2 separate regions of the Homo sapiens genome follow, and region 2 is linked to region 1. Evidence: read pairs that join two places in POLR2A ChIA-PET (ENCODE). Cell type or tissue: PC-3. All regions are shown on one strand. Links, peaks and the distances in the headings refer to the core of each region. The heading gives the core; the rest is flanking DNA. Region 1 holds the start of MIR1273C (microRNA 1273c). Region 2 has its middle 15 kb from the start of SCAF8.

The links. Peaks named below come from ENCODE experiments on the same cell type or tissue, not always from the same donor. Only the 100,000 strongest peaks of a DNase experiment are listed, where the experiment ranks them.
Region 2: POLR2A ChIA-PET joins it to region 1 with 6 read pairs; 2 of 35 experiments call an interaction of 5 or more read pairs at or near these places.

The regions. Positions count from the first base shown.
Region 1 is chr6:154,848,218-154,858,478 of GRCh38, reverse strand. It overlaps MIR1273C (microRNA 1273c), which reads right to left and starts at 5,119; the gene lies at 5,043-5,119. In PC-3, for the core only: no CTCF peak of the experiment used is centred there; a DNase peak (open chromatin) is centred at 5,648; H3K27ac peaks cover 498 bases.
Region 2 is chr6:154,713,700-154,723,960 of GRCh38, reverse strand. No RefSeq gene overlaps it. Among named protein-coding and RNA genes, the nearest start is that of SCAF8, 15 kb to the left of the region's middle. In PC-3, for the core only: no CTCF peak of the experiment used is centred there; a DNase peak (open chromatin) is centred at 2,280; H3K27ac peaks cover 377 bases.

The DNA.
Region 1 (10,261 bases), core at 671-8,670:
AGACTGAGTCTTACTCTTGTTTCCCAGGCTGGAGTGCAATGATGCGATCTCAGGTCACCACAACCTCCGACTCCCGAGTTCAAGCGATTCTTCTGCCTCACTTTCCCGAGCAGCTGGGATTATAAGGCGCCCGCCACCATGCCCAGCTAATTTTTGTATCTGTAGTAGAAATGGGGTTTCATCATGATGGCCAGGCTGGTCTCGAACTCCTGACCTTAGGTGATCCACCTGCCTCGGCCTCCCAAACTGCTGGGATTACAGGCGTGAGCCACCCCGCCCAGCCTATACTTCCTAGTTTTTCTGCATTCTTTTCTTAAAATTCACAAATGGTTCCTAATAACTGTAGCCAAAAATCTTTATAAAGACAGCTTATTGAGACAGCCTGGCCAACATGGTGAAAGCCTGTCTCTATTAAAAATACAAAAATTAGCCGGGCACGGTGGCGCATGCCTGTAGTCCCAACTACTTGGGAGGCTGAGGCGGGAGGATCGTTTGAACCTGGGAGGCGGAGGTTGCAGTGAGCTGAGATTGCACCACCACACTCCAGCCTGGGTGACAGAATGAGACTCCGTCCCAAAAAAAAAAAAAAAAGCTTATTATGTAACAGGTACCTGCTAAGTACTTTACATGCATTACTGTTTTTCTTCTTAGTGAGGTATCAATTCGCATATGATACATTTCACCTTTATCAAGTGTACAACTCAGTAGTTCTAAGTATGTTGACAAAGATGTATAACCACCACCACCACCACGAATTTCAGAACATTGTCATCATGCTGAAAGGGAACTGTACCCATCGGCAGTCACTCTCCATTCTTTCCCACCCCCTCACCCCTAAGCCACTGGTAACCACTTATCTATTTTCTGTCTCTACTGACTTGGCTTTTCTGGACATTTCATATAAATAAATCGTAATATGTGATCTTTTGTGTCTGTGTGTGTGTGTGTGTGAGATGGAGTTTCAGTGTGTGTGTGTGTGTGTGTGTGTGTGTGTGTGTGTGTGTGTGTGTGATGGAGTTTCAGCTCGTCGCCCAGGCTGCAGTGCAATGGCACGATCTCGGCTCACTGCAACCTCTGCCTCCAAAGTTCAAGCGATTCTCCTGTTTCAGCCTCCCAAGTAGCCGGGATTACAGGCGCACACCACCACGCCCAGCTAATTTTTTTGTAGTTTTAGTAAAGACAGGGTTCCACCATGTTGGTCAGGCTGGTCTCAAACTCCTGACCTCAAGTGATCCACCCACTTCAGCCTCCCAAAGTGCTGGGATTACAGGCGTGAGCCACCGCGTCCAGCCTGTGTCTGGCTTCTTTTACTTAGCACAGTATCATCAAGATTCAACCATGCTGTGGCATGTGTTAGTACCATGCATTACTCTTTAGGTCTTCAAAACAAACACTTAAGCTCAACACAATAATTGGCCCATTTTACATTAAAAAAAAAAAAAACTGAGACAATGAGACATGAAGTAACTGGCCCTCTTTGAGTCTCTCTGAATTCAAATTTGTTCATTGCATTTCTATAGAGATGTGTAAATTGTAAACATTATATACCAACTTATATGGAATAAAGTATACATTAAAAAAGAAAACTGCTACGTAGGCCCATGACTATAAGTCACAATTTCTTTTAAATTTTTTCTTTTCTAAAAAATACAGCCAGTGATCTCTATGGTGTTTTCAAACTCCAAGATATTGTTAAAACATTAAAGGCTTATTCACTTTCTCTTCAACTCTGATCTGGTGCCCAATCTTTCAGAATAAAAGACTAATTACTAAAGATCATTGATATCATGATATATTGTTGAGAATATGGCTTCATAAAGTATACAGTGAACTCAACAGGTCAACATAGCAATAACGTAGTTCATAGTATGAAAAGGAACTCAGTATTTACTTATATTGTCTGTAAATATTACCTGTTTATATTGCAACAAATCAAAAAGTAGCAAACATCATTTTTAGGGTTACAGAATTTTTTTAAAAGTCTCTCTGGAAAGATCCTGACAGTTGCACATGAGGACACTTCCAGGAAGAATTATGGATGAGTTCTTGACGAACTGAGCCAGAATGTTATATATAACTGAACACTTCAAACTCAGTGTAAAATCTGCCCAGCAGCAGTCAGTAGATAATCTTTCTGGTCTTTTGGTAACCTTAAGGATGGACTGACTGACTTAAAATTGTCTGTCAGCATGTGTAGGTGTCTGCCATAGGTAATAACATAGATGTAAATGGCAGCTGGTGTATGAAACACCCTAACTGAATACTGTATTTGGAAAAAGCAAGCTGAATTGCTCAGAAAAGGCAAATATAATACATAAAAGACTGAAGAAGAAAGAAGGGAGTAAAGCAGTCTATATATTTATTGTAGAGCAGAATACATATTTATCGCAACATTATGTTACGTTATCTTTAATCAGAAATAGCATTTTAAAGATGTGACTTAAAAGAGTCTGAAAACTTCACTGAATTATATTTGAAAAAAACACCCCAAGACATTTTAGTAAGACTTAAAACACAAATTGAAATACCAATGTAGAGTTTATATTTATAAAAATAAGAATCAGCATTGTGAAGCATGGTAACTCCTTAATGGAAACTAACCAGAAGTGAGAATTAAAAAAAAAAAAAAATTTAAATATAGTTTGGGACAGAGAATTCTGAATCATATAATTTTAATTAAGGTAAACAGCCTATGTTATCAGCAATTGCTCTTCTAGAGTAACGCTATAAAATAGGACCTCCTGGAAATGTTCTGTACTTGTGCCGCTCAATTTGGTAGGCACTAGCTAATGTGGCTGTTGAGCATTTAAGTGTGACTGGTGTGACTGAGGAACTGAATTTTTAATTTTTTATAAATTTAAATAGCAATAGGTGACTAAAGGCTACCATACTGGACAGTACAAGTCTTGAGTAACACGTGACATCATGCTGTAAAAGGACCCTACCATTACTGTTCCGGAAACTTTCAAAAGTTAAAGAGGAGACTAGGGTTATTCATGTTGGGTGGGCAGGGAAGGGACAATAGGAGAAAAGAAATGTCCAAAGAAACCTAAATTTTACCTCCATGATTTTAGCAATGTTTCCTTCAAATCCATGGACTAGGGCTACGAATATTAAAAATAAAATAAATAAATAAAGAAGAAAGGGAAGCAGAAATCACAAAGACAGAAGGAAAGATTTCCTAAGTAATGGCCACTAAGTATTAGCAGCAGTCAACATTTATTATGCAGTCTGTTTTATGTATTGTACTAAGCACTGCACATGTATTTTCATTTGACCCTCAAAATGAGTCTTCCAGGTACTTTTTATTTCTAGTTTTATAGATGAGGATATTGAGACTTAGGAAGTTAATTTGCTGAAACAAAAATGCATCTTCTAATGAAAATCTAGCAACTAGCATCCTTTCTCTATGTTCTAGCTGTATCTTACGTACCCAATCTGTTACAGCAATTCATACATTATATTGAAATAGAATTTACTGGTTGTTTCTCACTAAAAGGTAAACTCCTTGAAGGCAGGAACTGTGTTCTGTCAATAACGTAATATCTTTCTCAATTACCTACTGTCACCAATTTTTATCAAGGCATCTGAAATATATATATTATTCAATAAGTATTTGCTGAATTGAGTATGAATTTGTTTCTACATTCCAATGATAAACATGTGGTAACACACTCTCTTTCTCTCAACCCTCAGGCATCTATATTTGAGTTTTGAAACAGGTTGAAAGTCTGTTTAAAATAGCATTTTGTAAACTATTTCAAATAATCTAGAAAGAAACTTGGAACTCTTATAATCCGATAAAAACATTTAACTTTAAGCTATTTTTTTCAGGCCCATTAATTTAAAATGTCACATTTCCCATATTTTTAGAAATATTTTAATAGAAACTTTAATACTGTGACTGAAACATTTCCTACACAAAAGTTGTGCCATATAACAACATTAACCTCTGTATGTTGATGTGTAAGCACGAAGACATACCTCTTAAGGTACTTGAGCTGAACATAGTGCCTACGTTAACTTTTAAGTAATAAAGCTTTGATGGTTTCCAATCTTTTCATCTTATTTATCAATGACACTTTTTAAAAACCTTTCACATTTTACTGAATTCTATTCTCTCCTAATGGGCACATTGCCAGTATCTACTAAGGTAGAGTGAGGCCTAGGACAAACTTAGGGAAGCCTGTCAAAAAATCAGAAAGAACCAAAGAAGGTATTCCCTCAGTCCTAATCCACAGACTTCCACCTCAACATTTCATGAAATTCAATCTATAGGCAAAATAAAAATATTCATATGAGACATGCTCTCAAGGCTCTAATATTACCAGAGATGGTATCAAATAAAACTCTTAAATACACCATGGAGCAGCTCTAGTTAAAAAATGATCTCACCTTCAGAAACAACTGTACATATGACTTCTGCTAACTGTTGTCTTAGGAGGAAACAAAATCATTATTCAGTTTAACTGCTATTTTTAAATTTGTTTCACTTTTCTTGTCACTAAGCTTATTTACAAAATTCTTTTAATCTATAGTAACATCAAAAATAAGACTTCGAATATATGAAAACTTGTGTTTGTTGGGGAAAAGATAAATGAACTACAACTAAATTTTATCACACCTATGAATCACTTGAGGATCTTTTAAAAACGCAGATCCTGATTCGGTGACTCTGGGATGGAGCCTAAGATTCTGAGCATCATAAGCTTCCAAGTGATGCTGAAGTTGCTGGTGCAAGGCTTTGTGTAGCAAGTAACTAATTTTTCCAGATTTCAGTGGTTTGATTCTTCTAGGTTTTGTTTTGAAGACAGGGTCTTGGGCTGGGTGCAGTGGCTCACGCCTGTAATCCCAGCACTTCGGGAGGCCAAGGCAGGTGGATAACCTGAGGTCAGGAGTTCAAGACCAGTCTGGCCAACATGGTGAAACCCCGTCTTCAGAGAAAAAAAGAAAAAAAAAATTAGCCAGGCATGGTGGCAAGCACCTGTGGTCCCAGCTACTTGGTACTGAGGCGGAGGTTGCAGAGAGGTGAGATCATGCACTCCAGCTTGGGCAACAGAACGAGACTCTGTCTCAGAAAAAAAAAAAGACAGGGTCTCGTTTTGTCGCCCAGGCTGCAGTGCAGAGGCGTGAACATAGCTCACTGAAGCCTTGACCTCCTGGGCTCAACTGATCTTCAAGTGATCTGCCTACCTCAGCTTCCCAAGTAGCTGGAACCACCAGGGCACACCACCATACCTGGCTAATATTTTTAGGTTTTTTGTAGAGATGGAGTCTTACGTTGTTGCTCAGGCTGGTCTCGATCTCCTGGGCTTAAGCAATCTTCCTACCTCAGCCTCCCAAAGTGCTGGGAGTGTACTGTGCCCAGTCTCTTCTCGTTTTTTAAATGTTCATTTATGCTTTCAACAAATTTTTACTAAATGTGTACTATGAGTCAGACATAAGCATTAATAAGATCTCTGTCCTCAAAGAGCTCATTTGCTTAAAATCAAAAAAGCAAACAGGTCAACAAGTAGGAGTCTATACGGTATAGATGGGGACAGCATTTCAGGGAGAAGAAACAGTCAAGCAGTAAAAGCACTCTGGAGGAACTGCTAAGGGTATCAAATTGCTGAAACACATCGTATTTACAGCAGAGATCAGATAAGAAACTGGAAAAGTAAACAGAGTTAGGTCATGATGAGTCCAGCAAGTCAGAATAAGCAGTTTAAATTTTATTTGGTAGGTTACCACAGAAATGAAGAACTTTTGGTAGGTGTGTTCAGATGTGTATTACAACATTAATGATCGTATAAACTAATAGCAGCTAACATTATTTACCCAGAAACTGTTTCAAGAGCTTTACATGTACTCAGTCACTTAACTCTACATCAACCTTATAAAATTGGTACTAACATGTTCATTCCCACTGAGAATTCTGAAGCACCAAAAAGAAAAATGATTTGCCCTCAATTCAAACTCTGGCAACGTAAGCTCCAGATGCTACGCTCTCTCTTCACCTAGGAAAATTCTGGAAAAATTACTCTGGTAAGCATTGCAGAAGTTGTGTTTGTCAGTGTTGAGCCTGGAAGATAGTTTTGAAGCCACTGGAACTGTCAACGAAGGACTGAATCAAGGCCGGGCGTAGTGGCTCACGCCTGTAATCCAACACTTTGGGAGGCCAAGGTGGGCAGATCACGAGGTCAGGAGTTCGAGACCAGCCTGGCCAACATGGTGAAACCCTATCTCTACTAAAAATACAAAAATTAGCTGGGCATGGTGGCATGCGCCTGTAATCCCAGCTACTTGGGAGGCTGAGGCAGGAGAATCGTTTGAAACTGGAAGGCAAAGGTTGCAGTGAGCCAAGATCATGCCACTGCACTCTAGCCTGGGCAACAAGAGCGAAATTCCGTCCCCCGCAAAAAACAGGACTGAACCAAGGCAAAGGCAATGGAAATGCAAATTTCAGTTATGTTTAGTGAGTAAAAATCCTAACCACTTTGTTACTAAGGGATGAGAGCAAAAGAGAATAGTTTCCTAGTCTCTAACTTGGGAGATGGAAAGAATGGGAATGTCAACCACTGGGAAAAGAGAAAACATTTTTGGCGGGAATTAGGAAGAGAAAATATAGAGATTAAGCCTGAGATACTTATAAGCTATCTAGGTAGAAAGTCAGGCAGACCTGAGTATCAATGGTGTACTCACTGGTATGTTGGTCCTAAGTGAGCTCATGTGGGCATGAACATGTGTGAACAGATGGAACCACATGGGAAGTTGTAGAATTCAAAAAAGAAACACTGACGATGGGCACAGGAGAGTGGTCTGCAAAGTCAAGGGAGTAGTTTCAAGAAAGTAGTCACTAACATTAAATCTGTGGTGCTATCAAGTAAGATAAGCAATGAAAATGGCTGCTAGATTTGGTCAATAGATCACTAGTGACTTTGGAAAGAAATTTCAATGGATTGGTGGGGTCAAAAGTCAACGACAGTGCACTAAGGAATAAAAGATGAAGAGACTGGGATAAATGAAAACACTCTTCCCAAAGATCATTCTACAAAAGAATAAACAGACCAGTAACTAGAAAAGAGAGAGGTTTTATTCTTTTTTATAAGTGAGAGATTTGAGCACATTAATAGCAACACCTGGTGTCAGTGAAGAGAGAGAGTTTTAAAAAAATACAGGAAGGCTGGGCGCGGTGGTTCACGCCTGTAATCCCAGCACTTTGGAAGGCCGAGGCAGGCGGATCACCTGAGGTCGGGAGTTCAAGACCAGCCTGACCAACATGGAGAAACCCCGTCTCTACTAAAAACACAAAATTAGCCAGGCGTGGTGGCGCATGCCTGTAATCCCAGCTACTCGGGAGGCTGAGGCAGGAGAATCACTTGAACCCAGGAGGCGGAGGTTGCAGTGAGCTGAGATGCACCATTGCACTCCAGCCTGGGCAACGAGAGTGAAACTCCATCTAAAAATAATAATAAAAAATTAAAAAATACAGGAAAGAGAAGACATTTGATGATGCAGTGTTCTGAGTGAACCAGGATAATTAAAAATTTGCTCAGGACCTACAGCGTGTTATGTCTAAAACTAGAGCAAGGTTTCCCAGCCTGGGCACTCCGGACATTTGGGGACAGTTCTTTGTTATGGGGTGGTGCCACCCTATGCGCTATAGAATATTTAGCAGCACCCTAATCTCTAATATTCACTGGATGCCAGCAGTACCCCACACCAAGTTGTGATAACCAGAAAGTGTCTCCAAAAACTGCTAACTGTCCCCTGGGCGGAGAAAAAGCAAAATCAACTCTAGCTGAGAACCACTGGTCTTGAGGCAGAGACCAGATCATTTAAATGAGTTGAGAGGTTACTGAAACAAATTACTATAGTCCCATCTACTAGTTACATAAGGAAAAGAGGCAAGTTTCTCTGCTGGGAGGGGAGTAAGATGGTAAAGGTGGCATGTGTTGTGGTGAGTAGAAAAGTTTTGAAGTAACTTGGTGAAATTCACCTACGGGAAGGCAAAACTGGGTATCAGAAATACTTTTCCTCCTCCCAGACTTAAAAGGCAAGTGTATGTCTCGTCTCTTTATGGGCTCTCCACAAAACAGTACACAAAAGGAACCTGAGGCATGAAGAAGGAACTGAAGGACCTTATCAAAATATTATTTCCAACAACTTAAGAAATGGGGTCATCCTGAAAAGTGTTCTGACCCTGAGAACCCACCTTTTTGTTTGCCCAAAGAAGAGTTTTAAGGTTAGAAATTGAATCTATCTTTTTTTAACCAGAGTATACAATTTGATGATAATTTTGTAAAGTCTTCAATAGGAAGGCTTCTATATTTTATTTACCCCAAACCCTATCCATTACAATCAAAACTTTGATTTTTAAGACACAAAAATAATCTGGTGTTTAAAATTAGGCATCATCTTTGAAACACTGTCACATTAACTTTCCTATACTTTTGGAGATGAGTCCGTATTATTACTAGTATTTGTACCTTGTGTCCTGAAAGCTTAATTACTGCACACTGTAAGAAACAACGGATCCAAAGATGTTGTAACTAATTGAATCTCCCTTCAACTTTATCTTCTAAATACAGTCTTTACTTCTTAAAAATTTGTTTTAACAATCTTAAACTTCCTGAGAAGGTTGAAAATACACTTGCTCACAATACAGCTTATGAGTTCCATGGCACTCATAAAAGTGAAGAGACCAGATGTAAGATAACAACTCCTAGCATTTGTCAGCATTATTAACAAGGAAAGTGATCTGAGAGAAACTTATGTCTTTAAATATCTCCCAGCCAGCACAGTGGCCCCCACCTGTAATCCCAGCTACTTGAGAGGCTGAGGTGGGAGGATCACTTGAGCCCAGGAGTTCAAGGCTGAAGCAAGCTATGATTGTACCACTGCACTCCAGCCTGGGTGACAGAGCGGAATCATTAAAAACAGTAACAACAAACCAAAAACCTCCAAAGACATAAAACTATAAAACCATGCCCTAGAAAGTTCTCTTTTTCCTACAATCACAAAGTGACTGAAGCACCTTTATGTGCAGCTCACAGAACTGAATTTGCACTTAGCAATTTTCCTTAAGAGATCTAATGCATCTCAACGTGAGTATCACTCTAAAATATGCTGAAACAACAATCTCAGATAGGACAGATTCTCACCTGTGATAAACCTCAAAATCTGCACATTTTCAAAAATGTAACATTTGTTATTAGAAGCCAACTGTTGGTCATAATCAGTTTCATTATGGCTAAATAAAATCCCTGTAGGCTCTACAACCATTTGAAGTTAACTTGAGTATGAAAAGAGAAGTGCTTTGGATACATTACCAATTCTCTTCCAAACAGAGAAAATTCAAGCTGAATTCTCTTTCAGATCTGCTACATGTACTAATGAAAGGACAAAAAAAAAAAGATTCCACATTCCAAAGACCAATGTGGGCGACATCATTCAAATGTATCTCTAACTGCAACCTGACCTGCACACATGACGCCTCATTTGATGGTCTAAGATAGGGAGCATTTTAGAAAAAGTCCATGAGCTTTACCCAAAATCTGACTTCAAAAATAATATGCAGGCCTACATCCAAGTAGGCAAACACATTTACTGAAGACAAACTTGTTCACACAGCAATCATGGTCATCCCTACAGCTGTTATGTCTCTATTCTCCCAAAGGAAACAAAAATGATTTGGAAACATGCCAAGGAGCAGTCTAGACACAAATAATTCAATTATAGTTAGCAAATCTAAGGCTTTCAATACCCAGCTCACTTCTTAAGCTACAGACAGAAAAACAACTCTGTATCTATTGTTACAAGTTATTAAGTCAAATTACTTCAGAGCCAACATTAAGCAAATCAGATTTTATTATACTAGACACTTCAATTAATTGAAAATACTAGGTTTGAAATCACTGACTGGGTCAAGTTCCAAAGTGAAAATATTTATGAGACTGTTCTTTTATTTTGTTGTGTTTTGAGACAGGGTCTCACTCTGTCACTCAGGCTGGAGCCCAGTGGTGCCATCGTAGCTCACTGCAGCCTTGAACTCCTGTGCTTAAGCAATCTTCCCACCTCAGCCTCCCAAACAGCTGGTACTATAGGTGCACACTACCACTCCTGGCTAATTTTAAAGTTGCTTTTAGTAGAGACAGGGTCTCACTATGTTGCCTAACCTGGTCTTGAACTCCTGGCCTCAAGTGATCTGCCTGCCTTGGCCTCTCAAAGTGTTAGGATTACAGGCGTGAGCCGCTGTGCCCAGGCTGTTTTTACATTT
Region 2 (10,261 bases), core at 678-8,677, 130 kb after region 1:
AAGGAATGAACCATAGAAGGAACAGAGAAGATGTCCAGGGAAACATACCAATGCTTCAGACACCACAGGAACTACTAGCTCAAGGGAATTCACAATTTCAGCATCAGATTGTACTATGTTCACTCCTTTGTGAAGTTGGGTTTCTGACAGTTGTTGGGATAAAAGGGAAATAGTGAGTGAAAATTGATGTGTGCAGAAAAAAGAGTGGAATTGTTCAATCTGATTTCAAGGCTTTGAGAGTTGTGAAGTGCTGGACAGGCATACACACTCCATTGTTATGTCATTGTGCTTATTTAAAAATGAAAAAAATAGGCCAGATGCAGTGGCTCATGCCTGTAATCCCAGTACTTTGGGAGGCTGAGGCAGGAGGATCACGAGGTCAGTAGTTCAAGACCAGGCTGGCCAATATGGTGAAACTCTGTCTCTACAAAAAAAAAAAAAAAAAAAAAAACCACACACACGAATATTAGCCGGGCGTGGTGGCACATGCCTGTAGTCCCAGCTTCTGGGGAGGGTGAGGCAGGAGAATCGCTGGAACCAGGGAGGCGGAGGTTGCAGTGAGCTGAGATGGCACCACTCCACTCCAGCCTGGGTGACACAGCGAGACTCTGTCTCAAAAAAAAAAGAAAGAAAGAAAGAAAAAAAAATTATTTTCTTCTATTTACGTGTATTACTTTTTTCAAGTGGTTACTAAGTTGCTAGGACATAAGTACTTGTTAAATTGTTTGGACCTTGGCAGGCATCATTTAAAAAATGGTTTGAGGCCAGGCGCAGTGGCTCACGCCTGTAATTCCAGCTCTTTGGGAGGCCAAGGTGGGCAGATCACAAGGTCAGGAGTTCGAGACCAGCCTGGCCAACATAGTGAAACCCCATCTCTACTAAAAATACAAAAAATAAGCCAGGTGTGGTGGCGGGCACCTGGAATCTCAGCTATCTGGGAGGCTGAGGCAGGAGAACTGCTTGAACCTGGGAGGTGGAGGTTGCAGTGAGAAGAGATGGTGCCACTGCACTGCACTCCATTCCAGCCTGGGTGACAAGAGTGAGACTCCATCTCAAAAAAAAAAAAAAAAAAAAAAAAGCATACATCTTACCACCTTGTCATTTTTGTTTTGATTTATTTTAAAAGATTTGTAGAGAAGAATGGATTAGTAATCACAAAGAGTTATAAAAGAGAATCGAGTGTGGACATTGAAAGAATTAGCATTTGAAGCACAAAATGATGGTGAAATGGAACCTAATCTTATCTCTGGGGTCAGGACACCCTGCATAGTCTTTAGGATCTACAATCATGGCCCTCTTAACTCCCGGGGACAGTTGACACCTTAAAATGATAGATTTCTGGAAGAATGGCAGACCAGAGTTCCTAAATACTTGTGTTGTATAACTATCAATACTAATTAAAATACTTACTTTCTTTTGTACTTTTTCTGTTTTGTTTGTTTGGCTGTTTTATTTTTTTTCTTTCATGTCCATCCTAGTGGATGAGAAGGGGCATCTCACTGAGTTTTGTTTTGCTTTGAGACAGGGTCTTGCCCTGTCACCCAGTTGGAGTGCAGTGGTGTGATCATGGCTTACTGCAGCCTCGACCTCCTGGGATCAAGCAATCCTCCTGCCTCAGCCTCCTGAGTAGCTAGGACTACAGGTTTGTGCCACTACACCTGGCTAATTTTTTTTTTTTTTTTTTTTTTGGTAGAGACAAGGTCTCACTATGTTGCTCAAGCTGGTCCCAAACTCCTGGGCTCAAGCACTTCTCCCTCCTTGGCCTCCCAAAGTGCTGAGATTACACGTGTGAGCCACTGCGCTTGGCTAAATTTTCTCTTGTTAGAGACATGGTCTGACTCTATCAAACAGGCTAGAATGTAGTGGCATGATCATACCTCACTGCAGCCTCAAACTCCTAGGCTCAAGCAATCCTCCCACCTTGACCTCTGGAAGTGCTGGGATTACAGATGTTCACCACCATGCCTGGCCAAATTTTCTTTTTAAATTCATCTTTCATTTGATAGAAATGAAAAAGAATCCTCAAAGGCCAAGCAAGTGGAAGCAGGAATCCAGAGAAATAAGGAAGACCTGAAATGTCAGAATACTGTGATCATCTACCAGTCCCTGATGTCACCAAGCTTTGATTCTGATAGCCATCAAAGACAAGTATACAGGACATGAGATGACCAACTTATGGAGGACAATACACAAAGCTCGTCTGTAGGTGTGGGTGGGGAGCAGCAAAGAAATGTGCCTGTCTCAACATCGGAACTAATGGAGAGAGAGGGGAAAAAAATTCCTCTGAACCACAAGTCATACCTCATGCAAGTTTGTGGTCCAATTCATAATTCTTGGGTGACGCGAAAAACCTCAAGCAAAGAAAGTCGTTTGGTACTGGGTTGCCATGCCTCCAGGCAATTGACAGAGGATCTGCAAATTCTCTCAGAGGAAAGCACCTTTAGATGGGGCACAGTAGCTCACGCCTGTAATCCCAGCACTTTGGGAGGCAAAGGTGGGCAGATCACCTGAGGTCAGGAGTTCGAGACCAGCCTGACCATCGTGGCAAAACCCCGTCCCTAATAAAAATACAAAAATTAACTGGGCATGGTGATGCACTCCTGTAATCCCAGCTACTTGGGAGGCTGAGGCAAGAGAATCACTTGAACCTGGGAGGTGGAAGTTGCATTGAGCTGGGATCACGCCACTGCACTTCAGCCTGGGCGACAGAGTGAGACTCCGTCTCAAAAAAAAAAAAAAAAAAAAAGGAAAGCAAATAAAATTACAATTAACTATTTAACAGGAAAACAAAGCATCATGAGTAAAAGCCAACAGAAGCAACAGACAGCAGAATCAGACCAGCAAAATGTTCAGCTGGTGGAACTGACAGATTCAGAATATAAAATTTTCAATAGATTTCCTGGAATATGGTGGACTGGGTTATTCAGACCAGCCCCATTACTGAAAAAAACAACAAATGCTGGCTAAAAGGAAAAAAATCTGGCCAGGCAAGGTGGCTCCCACCCATAATCCCAGTGCTCTGGGAGTCCCAGGCAGGAGGATCACTGAAGCCCAGGAGTTCAAGGTACTGTGAGCTCTGATCACATCAGTGTACTCCAGCATGGGTGACAGAGAAAGACTTCATCTCTAAAACAAAAACAGAAATAAAGAATAAAGGCCAGGTGATTGGCTCACGCCTGTAATCCCAGTACTTTGGGAGGCTGAGGTGGGGGGATCACCTGACGTCAGGAGTTGGTGACCAGCTTGAGCAACATGGTGAAAACCCATCTCTACTAAAAACATATAAATTAGCCAGGAGTGGTGGTTCACACCTGTAGTCCCAGCTACTTGGGAGGCTGAGGCAGGAGAATCGCTTGAACCCAGGAGGCAGATGTTGCAGTGAGCGGAGATCACACAACTGCACTCCAGCCTGGGCAAGAATGAAACTCCAAAAAAAAAAAAAAAAAAAAAAAAAGAGAGGAAGGAAGAAAGGAAGGGAGGGAGGGAGGGAGGGAGGAAGGAAGAAAGGAAGGAAAGAAATCTTAAAAACTTTGAAATCACTAAAAGCAGGACAAATCCTAAAAGTAAGAACTCAGACAGGCAAGTAGAACCTGAAACTGACTGTTCCTCGAGAGCAGTTTCCATTTTAGACAAACTTGAACTTTGGGTTTTGATAGTCTCCTGGGGTAAAGGGGGCAAGAGTCAAAGCCTAGGGGGACTACATGTTGGGAAGGCTGATTTGGGAGTCTCCTCATATCAAGCTGGCCCCCTCAAAGGGCTACAGCCCAGGATTAGGGCAAAACAGAAGTAAATTCATTCCTTTCTCTACCCTAGGGGACTCTGAGAAAAATTTGTTTGTCTAAAGAGAGCAAAGACGGGACAGTGCTGAGAAGTATAACACAGCCTAGCCTCTGCATGGATTTGCAGCTCAAAAGTATATTACCTGGCCAGGTGTGGTGGCTCATGCATGTAATCCCAGTACTTTGGGAGGCCAAACAGGAGAATCACTTGAGCCCCAGAGTTCAAGATTAGCCTGGGCAACATAGGGGGACCTCATCTCCATAAAAAATACAAAAAATAGCCAGGCTTGGTGGTCCCCATCTGTGGTCCCAGCTGCTGGGGAGGCTGAGGTGGAAGAGACCAGCGGGTAGAGGCGGCAGTAAGCTGAGATTGCACCACCACACTCAGCTTGGGTGCAGAGCGAGACCCTCTCAAAAAAAAAAAAACAAAAGTGCATTACCTTAAGCCCTAAATGTAGTTTAAAGTGTTCTCAGAATAGTGCCCTTAGGCACCTAGGATAAGTCAATGCAAGACCTCTCTGCAGGACTGCTCCTTCATCTAAAGCTATAAGGAAATCCTGCAAATAAATTCTCAAGGATAATGAGTGTGTTAATTTTCCATTGTTGCTGTAACAACTTACCATAAACTTGGTGACTTAAAATAACACACATTTATTATCTTACAGCTCTTTTTTTTTTTTTTTTTTTTGAAACAGAGTTTCACTCTTGTCACCCAGGCTGAAGGACTGCAAAGGCGTGATCTCGGCTCACTGCAACCTCTGCTTCCCAGGTTCAAGTGATTCTCCTGCCTCAGCCTCCTGATTAGCTGGGATTACAGGCGCCCGTCACCACGCCCAGCTAATTTTTTTTTGTATTTTTAGTGGAGACAGGGTTTCACCATGTTGGCCAGGCTGGTCTCAAACTCCTGATCTAAGGTGATCCACCTGCCTCGGCCTCCCAAAGTACTGGAATTACAGGCATGAGCTGCTGTGCCTGGCCTATTATCTTACAGCTCTTGAAGTCAGGAGTCCATACTCGTCTCATTGGACTAAAATCCAGATGTCATCAGGGATGCTTTTCTTCTGACAGGAGCTTCTAGGGCAGAATCCACTACCTTGCCCTTTTCCAGTTTCTAAGAGCTTCTTGCATTCCTTGGCTAGTGGTACCTTAATGAATCTTTAAAGCCAGTAAGGATGGCTCAAGTCCTTCTCACATCAAGTCTCTCTGCCATAACTTCCCTAGTCACACTTCTTTCTCTCACATCTCCTGCCTCCCTCTTTCATTTATAAGGACTTATTTATGTGATTACATTGGGTTCACACAGGTAATCCAGGATAATCTCTGCAACTCAAGACCCTGAGTTTAATTACATCTGTAAATTCTCTTTTGCCATTCATGCAGATTAGGATGTGGACATCTTGTGGGGAGGGCATTATTCTGCCTACCAAAATGAGTATTACATATTACATAGTAAAAATAATTAAGCTGATGAGGAAGTCATATACCATGAATGAGAATCAGCAGAAAAGACAGATGAAACATACATACATACAGATATAGATCATGAGCCAGTTGGACTTCATGTAGGAATGTAGAATTGCTTTGACATTAGAAAAATCCATTGATATAATTCACATTAAGAAATTAAAAGAGAAAAATTATATCAGTAGATGCAAAAAATGCATCTGATGTTGTATTAGTCTGTTCTCACACTGCTAATAAAGACGTACCCAAGACTGGGTAATTTATAGAAGAAGAGGTTTAATTGACTTACAGTTCTGCAGGGCTGGGGAGGCCTCAGGAAACTTACAATCATGGTGGAAGGAGAAGCAAACATGTCCTTCTTCACATGGCGGCAGGAAGGAGAATTGCTGAGCAAAAGAGGGAAAAGCCCCGATAAAACTGTCAGATCTTGGCAGAACTCACTCACTATGAAGAGAACAGCATGAGGGCAACCACCCCCGTGATTAAATTACCTCCTGCTCTGTCCCTCCCATGACACATGGAGATTATGGGAACTACAATTTAAGGTGATATTTGGGTGGAGATACAGAGCCAAACCATATCAGATGTGATTAAGCATCATTTATTAAATCAAAATATTAGTTGTCAGTGGCTGCTATAACAAATTACTATAAATTTGGCAATTAAACAGAATTTATTTTCTCAAAGTTCTGAAGGCTAGAAGTCCAAAATCAAGGTGTTGGCAGGGTCAGCCTCCCTTCAGAAGCTCTATGGGAGAATCTGTTCCTTGCCTTTCTCAGCTTCTGGAGCATTCCTTGGCTTGTGGCCACATCACTCCAATCTCTGACTCTGTCTTCACGTGGCCTTCTCCTCTGTGTCTGTCTGTGTAAAATCTTGCTCTGCCTCTCTTTTAAAAGAATTTGTGGCTGGGCTCACATCTGTAATTTCAGCACTTTGGGAGGCCGAGGCAGGTGCATCACTTGAGGCCAGGAGTTTGAGACCAGCCTGGCCAACATGGTGAAACCCTGCCTCTACTAAAAATACAAAAATTAACTGGGCTTGGTGGTGCATACCTGGAATTCCAGCTACTCAGGAGGCTAAGGCACGAGACATGCTTGAAACCAGGAAACTGAGGTTTTGGTGAGCCGAGATCACGCCACTGCACTCCAGCCTGGGCAATAGAGTGACACTCCATCTCAAAAAAAAAAAAAAAGAAAAGAATTTGTGTGACCATATTTAGGGCCCACCCAAATAATCCAGGATAAACTCTTCCTCTGAAAACCCTTAACTTAGTCATATCTTTTACTACATAAAGCAATATTATAGGATTTTTGTTTTGTTTTGTTTTTGAGACAGAGTCTCGCTCTGTCACCCAGGCTGGAGTGCAGTGGCATGATCTCGGCTCACTGCAACCTCTGCCTCCTGGGTTCAGGTGATTCTCCTGCCTCAGCCTCCCCAGTAGCTGGGATTACAGGCACATGGCACCACACCTGGCTAATTTTTGTATTTTTAGTAGAGACAGGGTTTCACCTTGTTGGCCAGGCTGGTCTTGAACTCCTGACCTCAGATGATCTGCCTGCCTCAGCCTCCCAAAATGGTAGGATTACAGGCTTGAGCCACTGCATCTGGCCAACAATGCTGTAGTTTGAACATGTGACTTTCCAAACCTCATGTTGAAATTTGATCCTTAATGTTGGAGGTGGGGCCTAGTGGGAGGTGTTTGGTCATGGGGACAGATCCTTCATGAATAGGTTAATGTCCTCCCTGAAGGGGAGGGGAGGAAGTGAGTGAGTTCTTGCTCTACTAGTTCCCATAGGAGCTGGTTGTTAAAAAGAGCCTGGCACCTCCCGCCTTGCTCTGTTTTTTTTTTTTTTTTTTTTTTTTTAATTGAGACAGAGTCTCACCCTGTGGCCCAGGCTGGGGTGCAGTGGCACAATCTTGGCTCACTGCAACCTCTGACTCCCGTGTCCAAGCGATTTTCTTGCCTCAGCCTTCCCAGCAGCTGGGATTACAGGCACCCGTCACCACACCTGGCTAAATTTTTTGTATTTTTAGTAGAGACAGGATTTCGCCACGTTGGCCAGGCTGGTCTCAAACTCCTGACCTCAGGTGATCCACCCACCTCGTCCTCCCAAAGTGCTGGGATTACAGGCATGAACCACCACGCCCGGCTCCAACTTGCTCTCTTGCTTCCTCTCTCACCATGTGATCTCTGCACATGAGGCTTCCCTGTGCCTTCTGCCATGAATGGAAGCAGCCGAAGGCCACACCAGAAGCCGAGGAGCAGATGTCAGCACCACACTTCTTGTACAGCCTGCAGAACAGCAAACCAAATAAACCTATTTTCTTTATAAATTTCCCAGCCTCAGGTATTTTTTTAAATATTATTTTTTTTTTTTCCTACCAGGAACCTCAGGTATTTTTTATAGCAACACAAAATAACTAAGACACGTAATTTTGCTCTATTTGCCGTGTAAGATAATATTCACAGGTTCTAGAGATTAGAAAGTAAATATTGGGCTGGGCGTGGTGGCTCATGCCTATAGTCCTAGCACTTGGGAGGCAGAGGCAGGAATATCATTTGAGCCCAGGAGTTTGAGACCATCCTAGGCACCATGGTGAAACCCCATCTCTACACAAAATGCAAAAAAAGCCAGGTGTGGTGGCTCACACCTGTAATTTCAACACTTTGGGAGGCCAAGGCAGGTGGATCACTTGAGGTCAGGAGTTCGAGACCAGCCTGGCCAACATGGTGAAACCCCATCTCTACTAAAAATACAAAAATTAGCTGGGTATGGTGTCATTTGCCTGTAATCCCAGCTACTCAGGAGGCTGAGGCAGGGGAATTCCTTGAACCCGGGAGGCAGAAGTTGCAGTGAGCCAAGATTGCATCACTGCACTCCAGCCTAGGTGACAGAGCAAGACCCTGTCTCAAAAAAAAAAAAAAAAAGCAAAAAAAATTATCTGGATATGGTGGTGCATGCCTTTGGTCCCAGCTACTTGGGAGGCTGAAGTGAGAGAATCACTTGACCCCAGGTATCAAGGCTGCTATAAGCTGTGATACCATCACTGTACTCCAGCTTGGGTGACAGAGGAAAAGAAAAAAAAAATTAGAAAAAAGAAAAAAGGAAGTAAACATAACTGGAAGGAGGGGGATTTTTTTTCAGTTTACCGCAAAAATAACCCATGAACTAATTTTAAAAGACAACTTATTTAATCTATTTCATTGGGATCTAAAAAAGAGCTATAGCAAACATCATGTGTGATATTAATGCTTAAAACATTCCTTTAAAAAGCAGGAATAAGAAAGAATATCCACTATTACCACTTCTATTCTACATTATTGTGGAAACCCAAGCCAATACAGCAAGAAAAAAATTAAAATTCCAAAGCAAAAAAGAAAAAATATTATTTTTGACACAAATGTCTATATAGAAAACTTATAAAATGTCTACAGATAAATTATAGAATTAATAAGAGTTCAAGACAATTACATTTCCATATGACCACATATGGAAGTTATATTTGAAAATGTAATTAATTTTGGAAAATACCATGTGAAATAGCAACTAAAACAGTAGAGGGTGTTATACTTCCTGCCATGACAGAATACCTGGAACTATATTTGCCCTCTGTCTTAATCCGTTTTCTGTTGCTACAACAGACCATAGACTAGGTAATTTATAAAGAAAAGAAGTTTATTTGGCTCATGGTTCTAGATGTTGGGAAGTCCAAGAACATGGCACTGGCATCTGGTGAGGGCCTATTTGCTGTGTCAGAACATGGCAGAGAGCATCATATGGGGAGAGAGCAAGAGTGTGTATATAAGCTCAAGTCTTGCTTCCTCTTTATTTTTATTTTATTTTATATATTTTTGAAATGGAGTCTCACTCTGTCACCCAGGCTGGAGTACAGTGGCGCAATCTCTGCTTACTGCAACCTCCGCCTCCCAGGTTCAAGCGATTCTCCTGTCTCAGCCTCCTGAGTAGCTGGGACTACAGGCATGCGCCACCACACCCAGCTAACATTGTATTTTTAGTAGAGATGGGGTTTCACCATGTTGACTGGGCTGGTCTTGAACTCCTCACCTCAGGTGATCCACCTGCCTTGGCCTCCCAAAGTGCTGGGATTACAGGCATGAGCCACCATGGCTGGCCATTGCTTCCTCTTCTTATAAAGCCATCAGTTGCATCATGGGGCCCTCACCCTGATGACCTTACCTAATCCTCATTACTTTCTGAAGATACCACCTTCAATCAACGTATGGATTTGAGGATTAAGTTTCCAACGCATGAAATTTGGAGGACACATTCAAACCACAGCACCCTCTTGTATAAATAACCAGAAAATGTACACACACTATATGGAACAACTAGATATTGGACAATTGGACATTGAAGAATAGAGCAGGAAAACAAAGATGTTATCACAACAATACTTCTGCTTTCTGCCTAGTAGCTCTTTCTGAATCACATTATAGGAAGGGGGAACCCAAACAAAGCATAGAAGTCTTGCTGAATTAAGGAGACAGATCAGATTTTGGAAAGGTTGAGGTGGCCGGAATTTGCAGAGCAGAGTAGTAGAGAGGAGTTAGTTATGCAGAGAAAGGGCTCTGGAAATCTGCACAGAGGCCACCTTGAGTTTCTGGCTGAATATAAAGCAGCACATGCATAGCATGGAACACCACAAGGTCAGGCAAAGAAAACTAGTTAACGGCTGCTGAAAGCTGAACAGTTCCCAGAGCCAAAAGATGTTTGAGAGTTGTGATTAGCCACAACAGAGAAATCTTGTTGAATACTTGAGGTTACATTTAGCCCTTGAACAACTAGACCTACCCTAACAAAGCAAGTGACTCAACTGCCTGCCAAAACATAATTCAACATTCTTTTAAAAAAAAAATACAGAAATCCAGACACTTATCAAAGTAACTTTCAAAATAACTAGCATTCAATATATAATCACCAAATATAAAAAATTAAGAGTAGGTGAATATCGGAGGTCCCCTCAAACCACTCTTGGGTTTAATTATTAGCCAGAAA